2 separate regions of the Homo sapiens genome follow, and region 2 is linked to region 1. A link is an interaction called in ENCODE POLR2A ChIA-PET data of the cell type or tissue named here. Cell type or tissue: CD4-positive, alpha-beta T cell. All regions are shown on one strand. Links, peaks and the distances in the headings refer to the core of each region. The heading gives the core; the rest is flanking DNA.

What was found. Peaks named below come from ENCODE experiments on the same cell type or tissue, not always from the same donor. Only the 100,000 strongest peaks of a DNase experiment are listed, where the experiment ranks them.
Region 2: POLR2A ChIA-PET joins it to region 1 with 10 read pairs; 9 of 35 experiments call an interaction of 5 or more read pairs at or near these places.

Annotation. Positions count from the first base shown.
Region 1 is chr3:194,578,938-194,585,191 of GRCh38, forward strand. It overlaps TMEM44-AS1 (TMEM44 antisense RNA 1), which reads left to right and starts at 5,331. Exons shown (of 3, transcript NR_047575.1): 1 at 5,331-5,511. RefSeq lists enhancers at 4,597-5,262, 5,298-5,347 and a silencer at 4,848-5,107. In CD4-positive, alpha-beta T cell, for the core only: no CTCF peak of the experiment used is centred there; DNase peaks (open chromatin) are centred at 5,024 and 6,154; H3K4me3 peaks cover 1,387 bases; H3K27ac peaks cover 1,237 bases.
Region 2 is chr3:194,390,873-194,397,913 of GRCh38, forward strand. It overlaps GP5 (glycoprotein V platelet), which reads right to left. Exons shown (of 2, transcript NM_004488.2): 2 at 3,949-7,041. The coding sequence ends at 5,728. Among named protein-coding and RNA genes, the nearest start is that of GP5, 4.9 kb to the right of the region's middle. RefSeq lists a silencer at 6,295-6,344. In CD4-positive, alpha-beta T cell, for the core only: no CTCF peak of the experiment used is centred there; DNase peaks (open chromatin) are centred at 5,549 and 6,289; H3K4me3 peaks cover 1,913 bases; H3K27ac peaks cover 286 bases; H3K27me3 peaks cover 644 bases.

The DNA.
Region 1 (6,254 bases), core at 3,755-6,254:
GGGGTTTCACCATGTTGGCCATGCTGGTCTTGATCACCTCAGGTGATCCGCCCCTCTCAAAGTGCTGGGATCACAGGCGTGAGCCTCCACGCCCGGCATGGTTTCTAGTTTTTGGAGGCACCATAGAGTAAAGCAGGTAGAAGAGGAGTACACTTTTTTTCTTTCTTTCTTTTCTTTTTTTTTTAATGAACAAGAATAGGAGTCCCACAGTTGGTGAATGGTGGGAGTTAGGACTGGTCCCCATCAGAGCTGGCGTTCTGGAGACCACACAGGTGCTGACAGCCCCGGGCACTGATGTGCGTCAGCTCGGGCCGAGTGCTGGCTGCCCTGGCTGGGATTGGCAGCAGCACTTCTGAGCCTGGCGCTTTATTGTGTACTATCTTATCTCAATAGGAAAAGGCAATTCAGGGGAAGAATTTCCCTGTCACAGTGCTCCAGACTTTCCATTGTCCAGCTTTCTTAGTCCTGGGTCATCCCCTGGGTCTGACCATTACTCATATCCATGGAGGCACCTTATCAGGGCTGTCTAAGATATGGGGCCTATTTTTTTCTCAGTACCAGACAAACTGGAATTTATCCACCCTTTGTGGCCTGACATCACACGACAATTAGTCGGCCCAGAATCCAGCCACATTTGGGAAGCTGCTTGAAAAGCAGTCTCTAATAACCAGCTCTTTCCTTGCAAAGCCCTAGAATTTCAGGGTCCTCTGCTGGCAACAGTGGTGGAGATGCGTGGAGACCCCATCTCATGATGGGCCAACTGTGAGACTCTTTCTTTTTTTTTTTTTTTTTTTTTTTGAGATGGAGTCTCGCTCTGTTGCCCAGGCTGGGGTGCAGTGGTGCAATCTCAGCTCACTGCAGCTTCTGACTCCTGGGTTCAAGAAATTCTCCTACCTCAGCCTCCCGAGTAGCTGGGATTACAGGTGCCCACCACCACGCCTGGCTAATTTTTGTATTTTTAGTAGACAGGGTTTCACCACGTTGGCCAGGTTGGTCTCGAACTGCTGACCTCAGGTGATCCACCCGCCTCAGCCTCCCAAAGTGCAGGGATTATAGGCGTGAGCCACTGTGCCCGGCCTTTTTTTGTTTTTGAGATGGAGTTTCGCTCTTGTTGCCCAGGCTGGAGTGCAATGGCGCCATCTCAGCTCACCGCAACCTCCGCCTCCTGGCTCCAAGCAATTCTCCTGCCTCAGCCTCCTGAGTAGCTGGGATTACAGGCAGGTGCCACCACACCCGGCTAATTTTGTATTTTTAGTAGAAACAGGGTTTCTCCATGTTGGTGAGGCTGGTCTCGAACTCCTGACCTCAGGTGATCCACCTGCCTCGGCCTCCCAAAGTGCTGGGATTACAGGCGTGAGCCACGCCTGGCGAGAATCTTTCTTTACTCCTGTTCTTTCTCACCCAGCTGGCTTTGAAAAACTTCCAACCTACAGAAAAGATGAAAGAATAACGAACATGTTTATGCTATTCGCCTAGATTAATCCATTGTTCCCGTTTTTCCGTTTGCTTTGTCTCTCTCCAACTACCTGAAAAATTTATAATTTTTTTCTGCTGAAATATTTAAAAGTCAGTTGCTTGGGGCCAGGTGCGGTGGCTCACACCTGTAATCCCAGCACTTTGGGAGGCCAAGGCGGGAGGATCACGAGGTCAGGAGATCGAGACCATGGTGAAACCCCGTCTCTACTAAAAATACAAAAAAAAATTAGCCAGGCATGGTGGCAGGCGCCTGTAGTCCCAGCTACTCAGGAGGCTGAGGCAGGAGAATGGTGTGAACCCGGGAGGCGGAGCTTGCAGTAAGCCGAGATCATGCCACTGCACTCCAGCCTGGGCGAGAGAGCGAGACTCTGTCTCAAAAAATAAAAATAAAAAATAAAAAATAAAAGTCAGTTGCCAAATCACGGTGCTTCACTCCTAAGTAGTTCAGCATGTATATCCAAAGGGGCGTTCTCCTGTGCAACCATAATATTATTAAGAAAGGAAACAATAAAGTTAGCTAATACACTGTACATATTCAAATTTGCTCAATTGTCCCAGTAATCCCATATAGCTCTCCCACCCCATCCCCACTGCAGACTCCTTTAAACTAGAACAGTTCTCTTAAGATGTATTTAAGTATTTCCACAGTCAAGAAACATCTACTACAAAAATCCACATAATCTTTTTACAACAGAATCTAATGACTTCTAAGACTTTTCTGATCTATCAAAATTTTTCTTATAATTGTGAATGGTGGCTCAAGCTCTCTTGTGTTCTACCTTTACTAGTTTACATTATGGTTTTGTTTTTTTTTTGAGACAGAGTTTTGCTCTGTTGCCCAGGCTGGAGTGCAGTGATCACTGCAACCTCCGCCTTCTGGATTCAAGCAATTCTCCTGCCTTAGCCTCCCGAGTAGCTGGGATTACAGGCGTGTGTCTAATTTTTGTATTTTTAGTAGAGACGGGGTATTCACCATGTTGGCCAGGCTGGTCTTGAACTCCTGACCTCAGGTAATCTGCCCCCACTTGGCCTCCCAAAGTACTGGGATTACAGGGGTGAGCCACTGCACCCGGCCTATTAGCTGACATTATCTTTCATAATTTTTTTTTTTTTTTTTTTACTGTGTGTGAACTGAGAATTCATGCTGTGAGAACAGGCAAAGCCACTCAGGCACTGCAGTAGATGATTTCAAGGTAATTCATGTCTGTTCTTCAATCCATGGTTCTGTGATATTTTAGGTTTAATGGCAAAATGTCATTTCTTCATTAAAGCATAATGTTTGGGCCAGGTGTGGTGGATCATGCCTGTAGTCCCAGCGCTTTGGGAGGCCGAGGAAGGTGGATCACTTGGGGTCAGAAGTTCAAGACCAGCCTGGCCAACATGGCGAACCCCGTCTCCACTAAAAATACAAAATGTAGCCAGTCATGGTGGCACGCGCCTGTAGTCCCAGCTACTCGGGAAGCTGAGGCAGGAGAATCGCCTGAACCCAGGAGGCAGAGGTTGCAATGAGCTGAGATGGCACCACTGCATTCCAGCTTGGGCAACAGAGACAGACTCCATCTCAAAAAAAAAAAAAAAAAAGTATGTTTAATTCTGCACAACAGTGGGGTTTGGGAGCTTTATCACTTTTTTTTTGTTTGTTTGCTATTCTAAGTAGTTTTGTGAGAACATCTCATACAAATAGATCTGTTTTAAAAGTAATTTCCCGGCTGGAGTGGTGGCTTGTGCCTGTAATCCCAGTACTTTGGGGGACCAAGGCAGGAGGATCTCTGGAGCCCAGGAGTTCGGAACCAGCCTGGGCATCATAGTGAGACTCCGTCTCTGTATTTGAAAATGATAACAAAATACCAAGAAGAGATGGAAAAAGTAAATACATAAAAGCAATTTCCCGAGGACAGTGTTTTTCAGAGACTGGTCCTGGACCATCTGTAGCAGAATCACCTGAGGAGCCTGCTAAGCTTCCCAAGCCCTGCCCAGACCTAGGGAATCCTCCGGGTGGAGCCTAAGAGTCTACATTTGAGTATCAGGGCTTTAGGCTATACTGGCTAGCAGAAGGTAAGGCCCATGAAATGGCCCTTTTCATCCATGGCCATGCTGTCCTTGGGAAAGATGGTGGTGGCCGCCGTGTATGACGTCCCTTGTTCCAGCTGTGGGTTTAGAGAATCCCTCAGATTTCCTCTGGAGATTCCAGGTGCCAAGACACCTGTAGGAGGAAGGCCGGAAGGGAAAGGTCAAGTCCGGAGCAGAGGCGTGGACCGCGGCAGGCTGCTGTTGGAGCGTGCTGGGCTCAGAAGCCGGGTTCTAGCTAGGAAACTGCGGAGTGGCCAAGGAGTTCCTGGCGCGAGGCACGCCACACAACCCTCGGATGCGAAGACGGTGACCATCCATTTCTCAATACGCCAGTGGCCCTGCCGTGCTACTGAGCCTCGTCAGCCTGTATAATGGAAGCTGAAGATGATGCAGCTCAGGAAAAGCAAGTATGATCTTAAGAACCCTGTAGCTGGAAAGCATGTTCCAAATCAAACCTAATGGAGACAACTACTAGAAGGTATAAAAGTTTTTTTTTTTTTTGAGACAGAATTTTGCTCCTGTTGCCTAGGCTGGAGTGCAGTGGCGCGGTCTCAGCTCACTGCAGCCTCTGCCTCGCCGGTTCAAACGATTCTCCTGCCTCAGCCTCCCAAGTAGCTGAGACTACAGGCGCCCACCACCACGCCCGGCTACTTTTTGTATTTTTGGTAGGGACGGGGTTTCACCATGTTGGCCAGACTGATCTCAAACTCCTGACCTCAGATGATCCGCCCGCCTCACCCTCCCAAAGTGTTGGGATTACAGGCGTGAGCCACCGCGCCCAGCCCAAAAGATTTTAAAAAGGAGTCTCTTGGAGGCAAAGGGACAGAACATTATTGTTTTTCATCATAAACCTTTTGGTGCAATCTGATTTTCTTTTTTTAAACCATGTACTTGCACTATTTTTATCTCAAAAAAGGTTTTTAATGCATTTAAAAACAAAGAAAAGAATGGTTTATAATACACCGTTAGGCTTCTGGGAGGTCTGAAACACACTATGAACCGTAAAATAACCTTGTAATTATCTCCTTAAAAACCGAGTGGGGTGGGCCAGGCGTGGTGGCTCACGCCTGTAATCCCAGCACTTTGGGAGGCCGAGGCGGGCGGATCACGAGGTCAGGAGTTCGAGACCAGCCTGACCAACATGGTGAAACTCCGTCTCCACTAAAAATACAAAAATTAGCCGGGCGTCGTGGCGCGCCCCTGTAGTCCCAGCTATTCAGTCGCAGAAGAATCGCTTGAATTCGGCAGGCGGAGGCTGCAGTCAGCAGAGACCGCGCCACTGCATTCCAGCCTGGGCGACAGAGACTCCGTCTCAAATAAACAAACCAAAACTGAACTACGGAGACGCCCTCGACAGTTCTTTCCCGGCTGCGTCGCCGCTGGCTGAGGTCAGAAACGCCGGCCTTCGGCTGCGGCGGCGGCTGCGGCGGCGGGGCGGGGCCGCGGGACTCTCGCTCCTCGCGGGAGGCGGTGGCTGCGGAGTGCGCACGCGCGGAACCGCAATTCCGTTCTTCCCGGAAGTGCCCTGCTGGTGCTGGGAGTAGGGCGCAAGATGTCGGCGGATGCAGCTCCGAGGAGGTAGGCAGTGGGAGCCGGCGTTCAGTCCGGCCCGTGCCAACAGTGGTTCCTCTCTCCCCCGTAGTTCGAGGAGACCACGCGCTGCCCCTCTGGCACGATCGTGGATGAACCCCCTGGCAACTGAAATGGGAAAGGCAGCGCCCCCGACTCTGGGGACTGGACCGAAGTCCACGGTAGTGACAGCTGCCAGACCCTGAGGAGAGGACGAGAAGACCCGAGGCCTCTGCTACGAACACTGGCAGCCGATGGAAAATTCAGACGGATTTGGGACAGTATGCAGAGTTCTCCAAGCGACAGATTAACAGAGGCTCTTGAAGAATAACTGCGTAATCACGTGTTCTGCTCAAAAGAAGGCCTGAATGCCCAGTGCCTTATTTGGCTTTCAGGGTTGGTGAAAGAAAAAGCAAAGTAGATGCTTTCTAATGCTAAGTCATTTAATGTAGCACCATTCCTTGAACTTCTTTCATCTCTAAGGTCGTCCCTTTCACCTGATGATGACCTTTGGGCCATCGTACAGGCATGTGTAAACTTGGAGATCTTCCTCAACATTGCACCATATCTTGGGTTCATTCAAGGCAGAGTCTCCTTGCAAAAGCATTCTAAAACAATGTAAAGTCGAAGAGAGTAGAGCAATACCTCCATAGTTGGAAAATGTGGAGGAGGCCAATTAAGGGACAGAAAAAGAAGTGCAGAGAATCTTGGAATTGTTGCAAAATTATTCTGGAGATATTTCTAAGTCTCCTCTATCCTTTTCCTTAGTGATTAATACAGGTTTTTATATTAAGTGGACAGTAAAATCCAAACAGAAAGAGGTATATGTCGTATAATGAAGCCTATGTTCAAAGTATATCTGAAATTTGTTTTTATAATGTCTTTCTTGAGAGCTTATAAAGATGTCAGTATTCTGTGGGAAACAAATTGGCACATGCATAAAAGAGAAAAAATGAAAAAAATCAGGCCCAACTTTCAGTTTACAGATGAGGAAACTGTGACATAGAAAAGGAAATGACAAAGATCACACTGAATCAGACCTGGGAACTGGAGCCCAGCCATGCTCCTTGGCCCAGTGCCTCTTCTTATTCTAGGAGCTCATACCCCTTTGAAAGAAACATAATATGAATGTGTCTTCA
Region 2 (7,041 bases), core at 4,542-7,041, 190 kb before region 1:
ACCCTGCAAATGCCCCTTTGTGTGAATGAAATAAAGAACAATGTATGGCAAACATCAAATCAAAATCAGAACAGAGGACATAGAGAAGATCCTAAGGATGGCTGCCAAGAAAAAGAGAGGTCCCCTGTTAACAATGACAACAAATTCCCACCAGCACCCTTGGTGCAAGATGATCATTTGAATTTAGAATTCTCTTCCCAGCTAAACTAGCCATCAAGTATGAGAGAATAAAGAATATAGAAATTTGCTGGCAAGGACTCAGGAAAGGGGATATCCTTTGGATCCCTTTTCCTAAGTAGTTGTAAAATGAGGGAGTAGAAAAGAAAGAAGACATGGAATTTGGGAAATTGTGGAAGCAACCAAGGAAAGCTGAAGATCAGTTCTAGGAAACAGCCGGATAGGCGGCCAGAGTGGTTTCTAGAAATGCTAGAAAAATGAAGGAAGTGCTAGAAAGGAAACGTAATGACAGTGGACTATTTGGCACTATAGTAAATAATATTTACAAAGAAAACATATGAAGTCTTTTTTATTCATTTTCAAGTTTTTCCACAGTCACCAAAATTTTAGCTATAAGAGAATACAAAAGTGATCAGTCTTGACTGAAACTGGGAGGTGGAAGAGATAGATGAGCATGGGACAAATAGGAATATAGATGTCAGTGCACAGAACAAGGCATTCATAGAGACCGTCTGCAGTTGCTGGAACAAGAAAAAGGTGAACTTTAAAGTTACAAATGTAATCACTGGAAGAACTACATATAGTGCCAGAACTTTTAAGTTAAATCACATGAAACTTGTTTTTTGTTGTTGTTGTTGTTTTTGAGACACAGTCTCGCTCTGTCGCCCAGGCTGGAGTGCAGTGGCGTGGTGTCGGCTCACTGCAACCTCCACCTCCTGGGTTCAAGCAATTCTCCTGCCCCAGCCTCCCGAGTAGCTGGGACTACAGGCGTGCACCACCATGCCCAGCTCATTTTTTTTATTTTTAGTAGAGACAGGGTTTCACTATGCTGGCCAGGCTGGTCTTGAACTTCTGAGTGATCCGCCTGCCTCGGCTTCCCAAGAAACTTGTTTTTTAGGTCAAAAATGGTTGAACATAAAAAATGTAATACAATTCAATCTAACATATGAGCAGAAATGTATAATATCAGTAAATTAAACTATTAAAAGTTTTTAAATCAAATCTTATTTTATTTTTTAATTTATTAAGAGATGGAGTCTCACTCTGTCACCCAGGTTGGTGTGCAGTGGCATGATCACGGCTCACTGCAGCCTCAACATCCCGAACTCAAACAATCCTCCTGCCTCAGCCTCCCAAGTAGCTGGGACTACAGGAGCGCACCACCATGCCCAGCTAACTTTGTATTTTTTGTAGAGCTGGGGATATGGCTATGTTGCGCAGGCTGGTCTCAAACTCCTGGGTTCAAGCAATCCACCCGCCTTGGCCTCCCAAAGTTCTGGGATTACAAGCGTGAGCCACTATGCCTGGCCTGGACTGGCATTTTAGACATCCTCAGGGAATATGAAGCTTCAGCAAAGCTCAGGTTATATTCTTACGAAAAGCATTAAATTATTTCTGTGTTTTATATAGCAGGTCCCTTCACCTTTTAGAGAGTAGTAAATCTAGCTTCTTTGTACAGACTTACAACTTATCTAAAGATTTCATCTTTTTACCTCATATTTGGGAGAAATTTCATGGATATATGTTGTCTGTTTTCCTATGCCTTCTAGCTCAAGCAACATATAGATCAATGTTAATTTTTTCTTTTTTAGATCTTATAAAAAAAAAAGCCAAAAACCCCACAATTCTTTGAAGAACGAAAGGGGGAAGCCAGCTGCCATGTCATGAGGACACTCAAGGGGTCCATATGGCAAGGACCCAAGGCTGCCTGCCGTGAGCCACCAGGGAACTGCCAACAGCGTGAGCGGGATATGTCGGAAGCAAATCCTCCAGCCGCAGTCATGATGATTAGAGCCCCAGCCAAGATTTTGATGGCAACCTCATGACAGACCCTGAGCCACAGCCACTCAACTAAACTACTCCCAAATTCTTGACCCTCAGAAACTGTGACGTAATGTATTTTATTGTTTTAAACCACCAAGATCTGGGGTACTGGTTATGCAACAATAAATACCGAATACACACATACAATAAAACCAGGCCACGAAGGTTTTCCAGGGGATTCTACAACACGTTCAAGGAAAAGATGATCCCAGTTTTTACGAACCATTCCAGAGAGAACGTCCCCACCCACTTTATGAGGCTGTATAACCTGATACCAAAACCAGTCAAGGATATTATTTTCAATGTATAAGCAAATCTCACTAATGAACAGATAGTAAAAGTTCTAAACAAAACAGCAAGCTGAATTCAGCAATATATTTTAAATACACATAGCATGGCTTGGTTTACTTCGGGAATGCAAGAATGAATTTACTTTTCCAAAATCTATAAATTTATTCACCATTTTAACACATTGAAGAAGAAAAATGATATGAGCATCTCAATAGTTAAGATAAAAATGGATAAAATCTAACTTTACTGATTATTTTAAAATATACTTAGCAAACTCAGACTAGAAACATCACATTTATTGATGAAACATTAGAGACCTACCCTTTGCAACCAAGATAGTTCTAAGGATGCTCACTGTTCTGCTCAACATTATAGTGGAGGTTTTAGCCAGTGCAGGAAGATATTTTAAAACAGAAAAATAAATCAATAATGGGTGTAAGGTTTTAATAGGAAGAAGCAAATTATCAGAATTATTACTAGACATAAGATAATTATGTAAAAATAAATTACATTCTTATATATTGGTAATAAAAATTAGAAAATACAACTTTTTTTATTTTTTTCTTTAGAAAATATAACTTTTTAAAAAGATGCCATCTACAATAGCAATGACAAATCAAAAAAGAGGAAGGATACCTAGGAATAAATCTAACAAAATCAGTGCAAGGTTTCTTTTTTTTATATACTTTAAGTTCTAGGGTACATGTGCACAACGTGCAGGTTTGTTACATATGAATACATGTGCCAGGTTGGTTGGCTGCACCCATTAACTCGTCATTTACATTAGGTATTTCTCCTAACACTATCCCTCTCCCAGCCCCCCACCCCCCGACAGTCCAGGCGTGTGACGTTCCCCGCCCTGTGTCCAAGTGTTCTCATTGTTCAATTCCCACCTATGAGTGAGAACATGCGGTGTTTGGTTTTCTGTTCTTATAGTGAAGGTTTTTATAAAAAAAATTCTAAAACATCACTGAAAGATTTAAAATGACGTAAATAAATGGGAAGATGAACCATGCTTACTGGCAAGAACACTAGGTATTGTAAAAAATACAGATTCTTCCCCAAATTAGTTTTAAATTTACTGCAATTTTTTTTTTTTTTTTTTGAGATGGAGTCTCGCTCTGTCGCCCAGGCTAGAGTGCAGTGGCACGATCTCGGCTCACTGCAACCTCCGCCTCCCGGGTTCAAGTGATTCTCCTGCCTCAGTGTCCCAAGTAGCTGGGATTACAGGCACCTGCCACCGCACCCAGCTAATTTTTGTATTTTTAGTAGAGACGGGGTTTTACCATCTTGGCCAGGCTGGTCTCAAACTCCTGACCTTGTGATCCACCCACCTCAGCCTCCCAAAGTGCTGAGATTACAGGCGTGAGCTGTAAGTTCTATTAAAATCCCAGCAGGGTTTTTCAATGGAGTTGACATGCTGACCCTGAAATATTCATAGAATTGCAAAGAACCAAGAATAGAAGAAAAACAAGGTGGAGAGATGACCCTATACCAAAAATTATTAAAGCTCCAATAATGGAGACCGTGAGTCTGGTATGGGACTAGACAAGTAGACCAATGGAGAACCCAGAAACCAACTCCCACAGCTGCAGAACCCAGAAACAAATGCCACGATCCAGCTCTCCTGCTCCACATCCACCTGGTGGTGTTGGAGGATCCATTGCTCTGGATTGTGAGCACAGAGTCTGGCCACCCAGGGCTGAGGCCATCCGCAGGGGAAGACAGACTGATGTGAATGTAACCTCCAGTCTGAGAAAGTTCGGACTTACCCTTATACACAGAGAAAAATACCAACTCAAAGCTCTTCTTTAGAAATCATGATGCCAATAATAATTGCTCATCCTTTAGTAATAATAGCTAACATTCATTAACATGTATTGCCTGCAGGCCGCTGGGCTAAGTCATTATATGCTTTATTGCCTTTAATTCTCACAAAAACTCTACGAAGCAGGTACTATGTTATCCTGTTTTAAGGTTCAGGAAACCAAGGCTTAGAGAATGTAAGCAGGTGTCTTACCCAAAGTCCCATGCAGTTAGTAAGTGGTAGAGCTGGGATTTGAACCCACAGTTGTCAACTCGCCAGCCCCTGTTTTAACCACTGCCTCTCATAAGCACAGACATTCAATTAAAGCAACAAAGGTTTTACGGCTTTCAGTTGGAAGAACAAATGAGACTGTGACAGCAGCTGAACTAGAATCAAGCTTATCATTATATTCATGAATACCAGTCACATGTTAACTGCTCCATAAATGCTTGTGAAATGAGGTGGCAGAGTTCCAGGAAATGCAAATCAATCCAGTTTCAAAATGACATGTTGCATGGATGTAAAGCAAGTGGAAACTCACAGGAGGCTCAGGAAACACGCTGGACCTACACTGGGCACCTGGAGGGAAGGCTCCGTGTTTTCTTCCTCTCTCAGCCTCACAGAAGTCGCTTATCCTGAAAATGCTCATGCATGAATGGAGTCCAGTGCTCTCCCAAGTAGCCCATAGGTCAGAGAGACATAAAGTGAGAAAAATGGAGCAAGGGAAAAAATGGCAAGAGCTCTACTTCTCAAATAAAATTCGATGAAGAGGGCCAGGTGTAGTGGCTTACGCCTGTAATCCCAGCACTTTGGGAGGCCAAGGCGGGCAGATCACTTGTGGCCAGGAGTTCAAGACCAGGAGTTTGAGATCAGCCAGGCCAATATGGCAAAGCCCCGTCTCTACTTTAAAAAGTACAAAAATTAGCCGGGTGTAGTGGCACACGCCTCTAATCCCAGCTACTCAGAACGCTGAGGCATGAGAATCACTTGAACCTGGGAGGCGGAGGCTGCAGTGAACTGAGACGGCCCACTGCACGCCAGCCTGGGCCACAGAGCTAGACTGTCCAAAAACAAAAACAAAAAATTAGATAGAGCAACAGCCTATCCTTTCCCTCCAGGAAAAGCCATCATCACTTGGATGGCATGTGTTCCTTTATCCACGCATTGATTTCACAAACATTTACCGGCTTACTCTGTGCAGGAGACAGGCCCCGGCCTGGAGCTGTCCCCTTACTCAGTAGACACTGAAGAGGCCCCTCTCTCCACCAGACGCCAAGCCAGGCACAGCGGAGCACGGATGGGTCCAACACAGTCCAGCGCCCCCGGCAGTGTCAGCGCACACCCGCGTGGGAGCTGGGGAAGGCAGGCAACCACAGTTTACAAACGTCAAGCTCAGTTTCCAGGAACGGGCGGGGGACACAGAGAGGAGGGGTTGCGGGCCTGTGAGAATGAAGAGCACAGAGCGGAGAGGGGGAGGAGGAGGGAAAGGAAGGCGTGGCAGTGAGAGAGAAGAGGAAGAAGAGAGGAGGAGTGGGGAGGGGAGGGAGAGCAAGACAGCAGCGGGTCTGGATTCCCCTCCGAGCCACATCTGGTCAGGTTCTAAGTAATTAGAAGATTTTCCCATTGGTTTACCCAAGGGCTCTCTCTCTGATTAATTTTCGAAAGAGTTGGCCAATTTTAATCATAGCAAACACGATGATCACGGTGATCATGGCCTGAACAGCTAAAAGCAGAAAATAAAACCCCCAGAACGGACTATGATCTTGACCTTTGCCCGTGGTCACCGGCTGGGCCCACACCCAGGGTTCTGAGCTGTTGGGAGCCAAGGCTGGGTGGACAGGGGCTTCCGAGGAGCTGTCCGCAGCGGGGCGGGGAGGCGGGCCCCGGGGGCCCGGGCACTCCGCGTCACCCCCCGGCAGGGCCCAGAGCGGCAGGCCGGCGTGCGCCCCAGGGCCTGCGCACCGTGGGGGCTCTTCCCCGCCCACGAGGCCTAGGTGCTGCCGCAGCCACCCCAGGAAGGGCCCCAGGCCACAGTCGCAGCGCCAGGAGTTGTGCCCCAACAGGACCTCCGTCAGCCGGGGCAGAGCCCCAAACACGTCGCCAGGCAGGGTCTCCAGCTGGTTGTGGTCGAGCTGGACGCTCTCCAGGCTGCTGAGATTGCGGAAGAGGGCACGGGGCAGGGCGCGCAGCCTGTTGCGGCGCAGGGACACCTGGCGCAGCTTGCCGAGGCCGCGCAGCAAGCCGTCGGGGAGGGCGGTCAGGCCGTTGGAGTGCAGGGCGAGCACCTGGAGCTCGCCAAGGCCCTGGAAGGCGCCCTGCGGAAGCGCGCTCAGCCGCGGGCTCAGAGTCACCCCTAAGTACCGCAGGCGGCTCAGGTTGCGGAAGGCGGCGGCGGGCAGGGTGCGCAGCTGGGTGCGGTTCAGCCACAGCTCCTGCAGGCCCCCCATCTCCCCGAAGAGCACCCCCGGGAGCTCTGCCAGCGGGTTCTCGAACAGAGTCAACAGAGTCAGATTGTGCGAATGAAGAAAGAGCGCAGAGGGGAGAAACGCAAGGTGGTTTCTCGAAAGCGTCAAAGAACTGAGGTTTGGGAGCCGGTCGAAGGCCCCGGGTGCGATGGAACGGATGTGATTTCGGTGGAACTGCAGCTCCGTCAGGGCGCCCAGGCTGTTCAACAGCCCCGAATCCAGAGACACAAGGCGGTTCGAGTGGAGCAGAAGTCTCTCGAGCTTAGCCTGTGCTCCAAGCAACCCCTTGGGCAGGTGGGTCAGGTTGTTTCCCGATAAATCCAACAACTTCAGGTTCTCCAGATTCGTGAAGAGACTGGCAGGAAGGAAATCGAGCTGATTCTGGTTCAGAGCGAGCTCCTGCAGGTTAACCAGTTTCTGAAACATGTTTTGGTCAATGCCCCTTAGCGCATTGTGGTCCAAAAACAACTGCTCCAG